Linked DNA regions of Homo sapiens: region 1 is linked to region 2. Evidence: chromatin loops called from intact Hi-C (ENCODE). Cell type or tissue: ovary. All regions are shown on one strand. Each heading gives the region's core, and the rest is flanking DNA. Links, peaks and the distances in the headings are about the cores only. Region 1 overlaps LINC01639 (long intergenic non-protein coding RNA 1639). Region 2 overlaps EFCAB6 (EF-hand calcium binding domain 6).

Region 1 (5,374 bases), core at 97-5,096, 380 kb before region 2:
AGAGTTCTGTGATTGATTAGTGATGTCTGCTGTGGACACACAGTGGGAGGTATAGAGTTTGAGTAGTTTCTGCACTGCCCCTGCCTGGGCTTTTTCTTTTGCTAGTGGCACTAGAACTGGGTGCCACTCCAGCCCTACCAGAGACTCAAGGTGTGACCTTGGGTAAGTCCATTCTTCCAGCCCAATTTTGTCATCTGTAAACTGGAGATAATACTGCCATCTTTCCTGGTGGTTATGAGGATTAAATGCATAATTTGTGCAGAGTGACCAGCTCAAGGGGGATGCTCAAACATAGCAGCTTTGATCTCTGTGAGTGGTTTGCAGGGTCAGGGTGGTCAGGGGAGTATAGGGATGGGAGTCAGGAGGGAGGCTGAGCGCTGTCCCCTTGGGTGATGGCCTGGGGACTGCACATGCACACATACCTTTCTCCTCCCCTCTGCTGCCTGCAGAGTGGTGTCAGGGAGTGGAAGTATGTGGAGGTTGGGGTCATGCAGATCTGGGCAGGGTTGCAATGCACCCTTGGCCAAGTCATTCAGTGCCTCTGACCTCACTTGACTCATTGGCAAAATAGATTCTTTCCTGATGAATTAGATAGTAAAGTTTATCAGCAGCCTCTGCAGCCTCAGGTAATAGGCATTAACAATCCTGGACAGAAAACATAAAAGTTTCTTTTTAGTCTTGCCCTCACACCTTGACCTCCTCTTCAGGAGCCATTTATCCTTTCCTGGAATCTGAGGAGAGAATATTTCCTCTCCTACACTTCCTTCTTCTTCAGCATGGGTCTCAGTTTTCCTATTTGTACAGTGGAGGAATAGAGTGGGGTTGGAGAAGGGCACTGAGGTCCCCACCAGGTCTAACTTTATTCTTTTTTTTTTTTTTTTGAGACAGAGTCTCACTCTGTTGCCCAGGCTGGAGTGCAGTGGTATGATCTCAGCTCACTGTAACCTCTGCCTCCTGGGTTCAAGTGATTCTCGTGCCTCAGCCTCCTGAGTAGCTGGGATTACAAGTGCCCGCCACCACACGTGGCTAATTTTTGTATTTTTAGTAGAGACAGGGTTTCACCATGTTGGCCAGGCTGGTCTTGAACTCTTGACCTCAGGTGATCCACCCGCCTCAGTCTTCCAAAGTGCTGAGATCACAGGCTTGGGCCACTGGACCTTAATTCAACTACGCTGTTAGAAAATAGCTGGAAACATTTGGAGTAGGGTGTGAATGACTGCCATGGCAGACACATGACACTGCCTAGCTGGGTTCTGTGTCATCCACACCCTGCTAAGAGCTGCATTTGGCCTGAGCTGGTCTGGCTTCCTCACCTTGAGGGGAAAGAGAGACTGGGGCTCATCCAGAGAAGGGCAGGGGTGTGCAGCCAGGTTAGCCAAGACAGCTGCAGGGCAGGCTGTGGAGCCTGGGGAGGAAGAGGCTCAGGGAGTTCCACTGATGGCCCCAAGGCTCCCTGGGGAACCCAGGAGGGAGCTGAGGGTGCTGTGCAGTCCTGGAGGTGGAGTGAGAAGCAAAGGGAGAAGTTCCAAGCTCAACAGAAGAAAAAACTTCTCACAGGTAGATGTTCCCAAAGGTAGAACAGGTCCCAGGCAGGGGAAAAGCAGTGGGCAAAGGGAGCAGGTGGACCTTGCAGGAATGCAGGGGAGAGGCCTATTTTCTGAGGAGGGCAGCAGGGGGCAGCTGCAAAGTTTGTCTGGTGCTATTTCCCCAGCACTGCTCCTTCTCCCCAGCTCTACTGTCCCTTCCCCACCTCTTCTGTCCCTCCCCCACCTCTACTGTCCCTCCCCAGCTCTCCTGTCCCTCCTCCAGTCCTACTGTCCCTCCCCCAGCTCTACTGTCCCTCCTCCACCTCTTCTGTCCCTCCCCCAGCTCTCCTGTCCCTCCCCAGCTTCTGTCCCTCCCCCACCTCTACTGTCCCTCCCCCAGCTCTCCTGTCCCTCCCCAGCTTCTCTGTCCCTCCCCTACCTCTACTGTCCTTCCCCAGCTCTCCTGACCCTCCCCCCGGCTCCACTGTACCTCCCCAGCTCTCCTGACCCTCCCCACCTCAATTATCCCTTCCCTAGCTCTCCTGTTCTTCCCCAGCTCCTCTGTGCCTCCCCCAGCTCTGTGATCTCTCCCAAGTTCTCCTGCATTGTCTCCTTGGGAAAGTGCCTCTCACCATTGGATAATGGCTTCCGTTTTAGGGTGCTTTCCCAGGATCCTCTGTCTGATGCATCCTGGTGCATGCTGTGTTGACTGAGTGTCTTCTGGGTAGTAGGAATGGAGATGCAGGTCCCATAGTGCATAGCATGGGACCTGTTGTGGTTGGGGAGGCTGGGGCAGGCACCTGCTGGCTGTCCTGGGGACCACCGCTGATTGGTACTTGCTGGAATCAGAGCTGGCACTAGGCAGTTCACGGTCCTGATTCCATGCCATTGGCACAACCTTGCAGGGCAGTGTCTTTTCCTTCATGTTACAGGTGAGGCAGCAGGCCGGCACCCTGCCCACAACCACATAGAGGGCCCAGGCTTGTCTGACGCCTCAGGCTGTGCTCTCTCCAGCTCACTGCGGTGCCTCTCCCAGGTGAGGGATACTGGGAGTGGGACTTCTGGCAGGAGAGGAATGGGGTGGGGCTCTGGGTGGTGCTGGTTTGGGCTCTCAGAAGGCGCCTGCATGGCGGGAAGCCTCAGCTGTGTGCTGCTGGACCTCAGGCCCATCCAGCTGCCTCCTTCGCTCTTGATTCCACCCAAGGTTCACAGGCCCAGACCCTACCACTGGCCGTGGGCCAAGGTCGAGGACAGAGCAGCCACAGCCTATGGTGGGCCAGGAGGGGGAGGTTGCCTGGGTGAGCATATCTTTGGCAGGACAGGCAGGACCCCCTCCCCAAACAGGATGCTGGGCAGGGTGAGCCGGGAGCTCAGTGAGGCCTGAGGGTGGGGAGGGCCGGAGGGACTGCAGGCGGATTCGGGAGCAGGTGGACAGGACCTGGGTACTGCCCGATGCAGGAGTAAGGGACAGGGGACAGGGCATGGGGATGCACAGATTTTGGTTCTCACTGCCCTGGAAGAAGCTGCCCGCTCTGAGCTGCTGCCTCCTGCCTTCATCTTCCAGCCCTCTGCACCCCCGAACATTCGCTGCAGGGTCTGCTTGGTCCTGGCCAGGACACTCGTGCCAAGACTCAGGCCCATGTCCCGAGCCCTTTCTTATCCGAGCCACCCATGGACCTGTCTGGTGTGGGTGAGGGTGGTGTTTGGGGCTGGGGGTGGGCAGAGATCTGGGTCTGGGCTTTCATGGCTGGAGCCAGGACCTCCCTCACTCATCCCTTTCCTGGGTCCCAGGAGCAAACCCTGTTTGGCTCCTTCTTTCCCCACATTTGACTCTGGCACCACTGTTGACCTGGCTCTGGGGTCAGACTACTGGACTTGAACCCAGGGTTCCTGCTGCTGGCCCCCACACCTGGGCCTTCTGTGGGTGGCATGGGCAAATGAGCCTGCGGTAGGGGCAGCTCTGGAGATGTCAATCCCAGAGAGAAGAGGACACAGGGGACCTGCCATGAGCTGGTGAGCTCACCCAAACTCCCACGGTAGGGAAAAATGTCCCCAGTGATAAGGGCCTGGTTTTCAGAGCCTGATGCCCCAGGCTCTGCAACTTACTCTCTGGGTGGGGATACTGAGCTCGGGGATGTTAGACAAATCAGAAGCTCAGCTGGAGGGGGTGACTGGAAGCCTGTGGACCTCATAGTGTCCCAGTTCATGCCACCGTTGCCACCACTCCACAGTGAACAGGTTGGGTGGTCATGAGGATTGAATGAGGAGCCCAGCACAGCCCCTAGGCTGAGCAAATGCTTAGCAAGGGTCAGCTGGTGTTGTGGAGACTGCGATGCCACAAGCCATGTAGCTCTGGCCTTTCTGCCTCGGGGGGACCCCTCCTCGCTATCCCTCTGTCCCCGCCCCACACTCTGTCCCTTGGATTGCTGCCTCTGCTTTGCACTTGGCTTTCAGTCTTCCGCCTCTGCCCACTGCCTGAGGGATCTCCCCAGGGCGGGTCCTGGCCCCGACCACTTTCCCTGGTGTTCTTCTCTGTGGCCACTGACAGTGCAGCGAAGAGGGGCCGCCTCTGCCTCCCAGGCACTCTCTGAGCAAGCCTCCCCTTTGGTTCCTGCCTCTAGGCCTTTGCTTCTGCTCCCTCTGCCCGTTATGCCCTCTCTGCCCTTGTCAAGGGCACTCTCCAAGCTCCTCTCCTCTCTGCTTTCCAGGAGGGACGGGAGGCCCCACTGTGCTCCTCAGCCCGTGTGCCCCTCGGCCTGGCAGGGCATGGTCATTGTGTTCTCAAGCCTCACAGCCTCTGGACCTCTTGCTCAAGGGCAGGGCTGGGCCCAAATGCCTCTGAGTCTCTGGCTTTGCTTGGCCCAGAGGAGGAGGCAGAGACAACTGCAGAGGTGGGCTGAGTCTGAACCACCTCCTGGCTTGCCCCATGCTGTGCCCATTTTTCAGAAAAGGAAACTGAGGCCCTGAGTGTTGAAGTGTGGTGTCCAAGGGTACACAGGCAGCATAGGACCGGAAGACCTGGGCCAGGCCCGGCATCACATAGTCCCACTTTTCTTTTTTCTTTTTTTTTAGATGGAGTCTTGTTCTTGTCACCTGGGCTGGAGTGCGATGGCACGATCTCGGCTCACTTCAACCTCTGCCTCCCGGGTTCAAGCGATTCTCCTCTCTCAGCCTCCTGAGTAGCTGGGACTACAGGCATGCACAACCATGCCCAGCTAATTTTTGTATTTTTAGTAGATACGGGGTTTCACCATGTTGGTCGGGCTGGTCTCAAACTCCTGATCTCAGACGATCCACCCATCTCGGCCTCCCAAAGTGCTGGGATTACAGGCATGAGCCACCAAGCCCAGCCACATGTTCCCACTTTTTGTTGCTACCCAGGAAGTCAGAGAGGTGGCAGCCAGGGAAGGATCAGAGAAGGCCTTGAGGCAGGGCTGGGCATGGCCAGGACCCTGGACAGCTCAGAAGAGCCCATCTGCCCGTAGCAGTGCTGGGATGGTAGCTGAGATGTGCTGGGGGCCTCAGCAGGGTTTGAAGGAGTTGGTCTGGCACCAGGTGGGGGGCAGGGGAGCTGGGTGGAGGGAAGAGCGGGTGTCTTAGAGTCTGAAGATGGGCCTTGTTATCTCAACTTTATACCAGCTGGGCAGGTCTCGAAACCTCTTGGAGCCTCGGTTTTTTCATCTATAAAATGGGATTTCTAGTCTCCCTTCACAGGGAGGGCTGCCCCTCACTGAGGTCCCAACCAGGCTGTTGTGAGAAATAAACCAGCTAGAAGCCATCTGGAGAAGTTCTCTCAAACAGCAAAGGGCTCAGAGGCAGCATGTGAGGGGCCAAGAGCCATAGGTACC
Region 2 (5,374 bases), core at 302-5,301:
TCGCGCCACTGCACTCCAGCCTGGGCGATAGAGCGAGACTCCATAAAAAAAATAAATAAATAAAATAAAATTTAAAAAAAGAAAGAAAAGAAAAAAAGCTAAAAACCAATATTCCTTATGAGTATAGGGAAAATTCTCAAAAATAGAATCCAGCAAACTGAATGCAGCAACATATTTTTAAAAATCAGACAGCACAGTCAAGCAAAATTTATGCTAGGAATGCAAGAGAGGTTGACCAAACAAAAATCAATTAATGTGATAAACCATATTATTAATCAAGGAAAAAAAACACATAATAATCTCACTAAGTGCAGAAAAAGCATTTCATAAAATCCTACATCCTTTAATGATTCAAAAAATAAACATTCAACAAATTAGGAATGGAAGGGAACTTCCTTGACTTAATAAAGGACATCCAAAAAACACTCACAGGTAATGTCATATTTAATGGTGAATGACCAAAAGTTTTCTCCGTAAGATCAAAAAGAAGACAAGAATGCCTGTTCTCACTACTTCTATTAAACATTATACTGAAGGTTCTAGCCAGAGCAGTTAGGCAAGAAAAATAAATTAAAGGTATCCATATTGGAGACTAAGATGAAAAACTACCTCTATTTGCAAATGACATTGTTGTATATATAGAAAATCCTAAGGAATACAGGCAGACAGACAGATACACACATATGCACACACACACACACACACACACACACACACAATTAGAACTAATAAACAAGTTCAATAAGGTTGTAGGATACAAGATCAATATACAAAACTCAGTTATATCTCTATATACCTACAATGAACAATCTGAAAATAAAATTAAGGAAACAATTCTATTTACAATATCATCAAAAAGATAAAATACTTAGAAATAAATTAAACAAAAAGTACAATATTTGTGCACTAAAAACTACACAATATTGTTGAAAGTAGACCTGAATAAATGGAAAAATATCCCATGTTCATGGATAAGATGGCAATACTCTCCAAACTGATCTATAGCTTCAACCCAATGTTTATCAAAATCCCAACTGCCTTTCTTGAAGAAATTGACAAGTTGGTATTGAAATTCATATACAAATGCAAGGGACCCAGAATAGCCAAAATGATCATGAAAAATAAAAATAAGATCATGAAAAATAAAAATAAAGTTGGAGGATTTATACTTCCCGATTTCAAAACTTAATAGAAAGCAACAGTGATCAAGACAGTGTGGTTCTGGCATAAGTATGCACATATAGATCAATGGAATAGAATTGAGAGACCAGAAATAAACTTTTACATTTATCATTAATTGATACTTGTCAAGGGTACCAAGACCATTCAATGGGAACAAAAAGTAGTCTTTTCAACGAACAGCGCCAAAGAGTGAAGTTGGCCCCCTAGCTCACACCATATACAAAAATTAACTCAAAATAGATCAAAGCCCTAAATATAAGAACTAAAACTACAGAATTCCTAGAAGAAAGCATAGGTATAAATCTTTGTGACTTTGGATTAGACAATGATATCTTAGATATGATACCAAAAACACAGGCAACTAAAGAAGAAGTAGATTAATTGGACTTCATCAAACTTTAAAACTTTTGTGCTTCAAAGGATACTGTCAAGAAAGCACTAAGATACCCCACAGAATGGAATAAATTATTTGCCAATCATATATCTGATAAGGATTTAGTATGCAGAATATATTAGGAACTCTTACAGCTCAATAATAAGGGACAAATAACCCAATAGAAAAATGGGCTAGGGATTTGAATAGACATTTCTTCAAAGAAAATATACAAATGACCAGTAAGTACATGGAAAGCTACTCAACATCACTAGTTATAGAAAAATGCAGATCAAAACCACAGTGAGATACCACTTTACATTCATTAGCAAGGCTATAATAAAACAAACAAAGAATAACAAGTATTGGCAAGATTATAGAGATATTGGAATTCTCATATTACTGGTGAGAATGTAAAATGGTACAGATGCTTTGGAATAGAATTTGAGAATTTCTCAAAAAGTTAAACATAGAGTTGCCATACGGCCAAGCAATTTCACTCCCAGGTATATACCCAAGGGAACTGAAAACATACATCCATCAAAAAAAAGTTGTACTTAAATATTCATAGCAGCATTATTCACAATAGACAAGAAGTGGAAACAACCCAAACTTCCATCAGTGGGTGAGTGGATAAACAAAAAGTGGTAGATCTGTTCAGTGGACTATTATTCAGCCCTAAAAAGGAATGAAGTCCAGATTCATGCAGTAACATGGATCAACCTTGAAAACATTATGCTAAGGCAAACCCCCAAAACCACATACTGTATCATTCCATTTATATAAAATGTCCATAACAGGCAAATCTAGAGACAGAAAGTAGGTTAGTGGGTGGCAGGGAAGGGGAAGCAGGGGCTAAAAAAAAGAAAATAGATTGGCAGTTGCCAGGAACTGGAAGAAGGGAGGAATGGGACTGCTGATGGATACAGAGTTTCTTTTAGAGGTGACAAAAATGTTCTGGGATTAGATAATGGTGATAGTTGCACAACTTTGTAAATATACTAAAAGAACACTGAATTATACACTTTGAAAGGATGTGAATTTTATGGTATATGAATTATATCACAATTAGAAAAAAGGAGGAAGAGAAGGAGAAGGTGGAGGAGGAAGGGGAAGACAGAGATGCAGCAGCAGCACTGGGTGAGCCAAGGGAGACGTTGCTTCCGTGGGCACCTTTGGCAAAGGTAGTTCCCTTTCAATAATTTCTAAGGCAATATGTTTACTTGACAGTTATTTAGATTATGATTTAAAGACCTTAGGGGAAGCAGGGCAAAAGCAAGACATCCAGATGTATCCCAGTGAGTCACAGCGGTGTCCTGCTTACCATCAGCCAGGCTCACGCCCCCACTGTCAGAGCTAACTTGGCTGTGCTCCTACTGCAGCAGACCTAATGCTCAGCGGTCACGACACTGTTACATGCCTTCGTGATTTTTAATTCGTAGATACTGCCAGTCTGTGGCAATGAGGAGTTTGGCTTATTAGTGTTTCAGAAAATAAGGGGAATTTTAGTCTGACTCATTCCTTTTTGGCTACTCTCAACGTAAGAGTGAATTAAGGAGGCCAAGCTCCAGTTCTACAAGGAAGTTTACAGCATAATTGTCTGAGGCTCCTAAGTTGGCTAACCTTCACACACACACACACACACACACACACACACACACAAAAGTCTTCCTACCAGGTTCCATGTATTAAATGCAAGTGTAAAATTATTAAATATTCAAAAATAGATGGATGTGGATGGCACTATACGAGTATACAGAATCAGACTAGATGATGCTTCTGAAGTCCTCAATTTGAAGAATCACAAAGTTTACAGGGTTGAAGAAATGAATAAGAATTTTTTTTAATGTGCAAGAAATCCACATTGGCTAGTACTTTGCTTTCCCTCTCTGGGCAGGCACCGACTCTGCCTTGCACTGTACAGTCTAGAGACCTGTCTTATTTGCCACAGTCAGGTGGCAGGTCCTGTACGTAAGAACCACCTCATGGCTTATACCATAAGAGCCCTAGAGCCTCAGCAATCCCACACACATCCTTCTTGGGCTGGATTAATTTAACTGAATTGAATCTTTACAGAGGTAAACTTCCAGAATTATACCGAAAAACAAAGCTTGGTTTGTGTTCACACAGTCAACACATATTTACTCAGTTCCTTTCTAGGAGTCTGGAGATCAATGAACAAAATATGTAAACTCCTGGACCTTGTGGATCTTATACTGTAGAAATGGAAGGCAGGCAATAAACAAATTAATCATACAAGTGAATCAGATCTACGGAGACCAGTGGAGCAGAGAAGAATAGAAGACATTAAGCAAAGATCTAAAGGAGACCAAGAGGGGAACCATGCAGTTAGGAAGACAAGGAAGAAACAGGCGGCCAGATGAAGGACAGCCTTGCAGGCCAGTGTGAGGCTTGGCTCTTATTGTGATACCTGACATGTGAAACCTCTAGGGGGTTAGTGCAGAGGAGATGATCTGGCCTCTGGGTTAAAGGAATATCTCTGGCTGTATGTCACGAATAGGCTTACAGGTGCAAGGGAGGAAATGAAGACAGAAGTCTTCTGCAATAATCCGTGCAAGAGAAGACAGCGGCTCAGACCATGTGGTTTTTGTAAAAGTATTGAGAAGTGATCAGATTCCAGCCACATTCTGAAGGAGGAGTCCATCATACTCTGGTAGATTTGATTCAGCATGCAAAAGAAAGGTTGGGTGGAATGACCATTACCTGAGATGGGAAAGACTGCAGGTAGAACAGGTTTACAGAAGATCAACACTTCCATTTTGGACATTCAAGTTTAAGATGCCTGTTGGGTATCCAAGTAGATATACTGAATAGGTCACTGAATACATGAGTTTGAGTTCAAGGGACAGATTGGGGCTGAAGATAAAAGTTTGAGAATCCCAGCACTTTGGGAGGCCAGGGTGGGCAGATTGCTCGAGCTCAAGAGTTCAAGACCAGCCTGGGCGATATGGCAAAACCCTGTCACTACAAAAATACAAAAATGAGCCAGGTGTGGTGGTGCACACCTATAGTCCCAGCTACGCAGGAGGCTGAGGTGGGAGGATCGCTTAAACCCGGCAGGTGGAGGTTGCAGTGAGCGGAGACCACACCACTGCACTTCAGCCTGGGTGATAGAAGTGAGACTGCCTCAAAAAAAAAAAAAAAGTTTCGGAATTGCCAACATATCATGTATATAAAGGCATGATATGAGATAGTCCCATCAAGAAAGTAGGTGCAAAAAAAGAAAAGGTCAAAGGGCTGAGCCTTGGGGTCCTCCAACGTTCACCGTTGAAGGAGATGAAGAAGAACCAGCAAAGGAGACTGAGAAAGACCAGAGGCCACAGTCCTAGAAACCATGAGAAGAATAAGTTCTAAGGAGGAGGGTTGATGGTGAGTGTCAAATGCCACCGTAATAAGGGCTTCGGTTTGAGTGAGCCCTAAGGCACCACCGAGGACCCTGATAGTAACAATGTTGGGGGAATGGTGGGGGAAAACCTGTCTAAGTGAGTTCCTGAACAATTCAGAGGAGAACGAGTGACAGTAAATAGAGACAGCAGTTTCAAAGAACTCTGCTGTAATGGGGAGAAACAGTAGAGCTGAGAGACAGTGTGATGACTGGTCTCAGGAGACATTTCTTCAAGATGGGAGAATCAGCAGCATGTCTGAACACTCATGACGGCAACCTAGTAGCAGGGCAAAGAGAAACGCAGCAGGAGAGAAAGAAGAGCCTCGCTGGTTCCCACGGTTGGCCAATGGAGATGGGATCCCATGGACAAGTAGCAGGATGAGCCTTCATGGTGACAAAAGAGAAGCTGGAGA

The links. Hi-C counts contacts between places; a loop is a spot of excess contacts. Peaks named below come from ENCODE experiments on the same cell type or tissue, not always from the same donor. Only the 100,000 strongest peaks of a DNase experiment are listed, where the experiment ranks them.
Region 1: it touches region 2 in a loop (2.3-fold over the local background); 4 of 110 quality-filtered maps call a loop at or near these places.

What each region holds. Positions count from the first base shown.
Region 1 is chr22:43,402,321-43,407,694 of GRCh38, forward strand. LINC01639 (long intergenic non-protein coding RNA 1639) reads left to right here. Exons shown (of 4, transcript NR_146918.1): 3 at 2,459-2,562. Among named protein-coding and RNA genes, the nearest start is that of LINC01639, 4.7 kb to the left of the region's middle. In ovary, for the core only: no CTCF peak of the experiment used is centred there; no DNase peak of the experiment used is centred there.
Region 2 is chr22:43,786,667-43,792,040 of GRCh38, forward strand. The region is part of intron 2 of EFCAB6 (EF-hand calcium binding domain 6); the gene reads right to left. Among named protein-coding and RNA genes, the nearest start is that of EFCAB6, 23 kb to the right of the region's middle. In ovary, for the core only: no CTCF peak of the experiment used is centred there; a DNase peak (open chromatin) is centred at 2,905.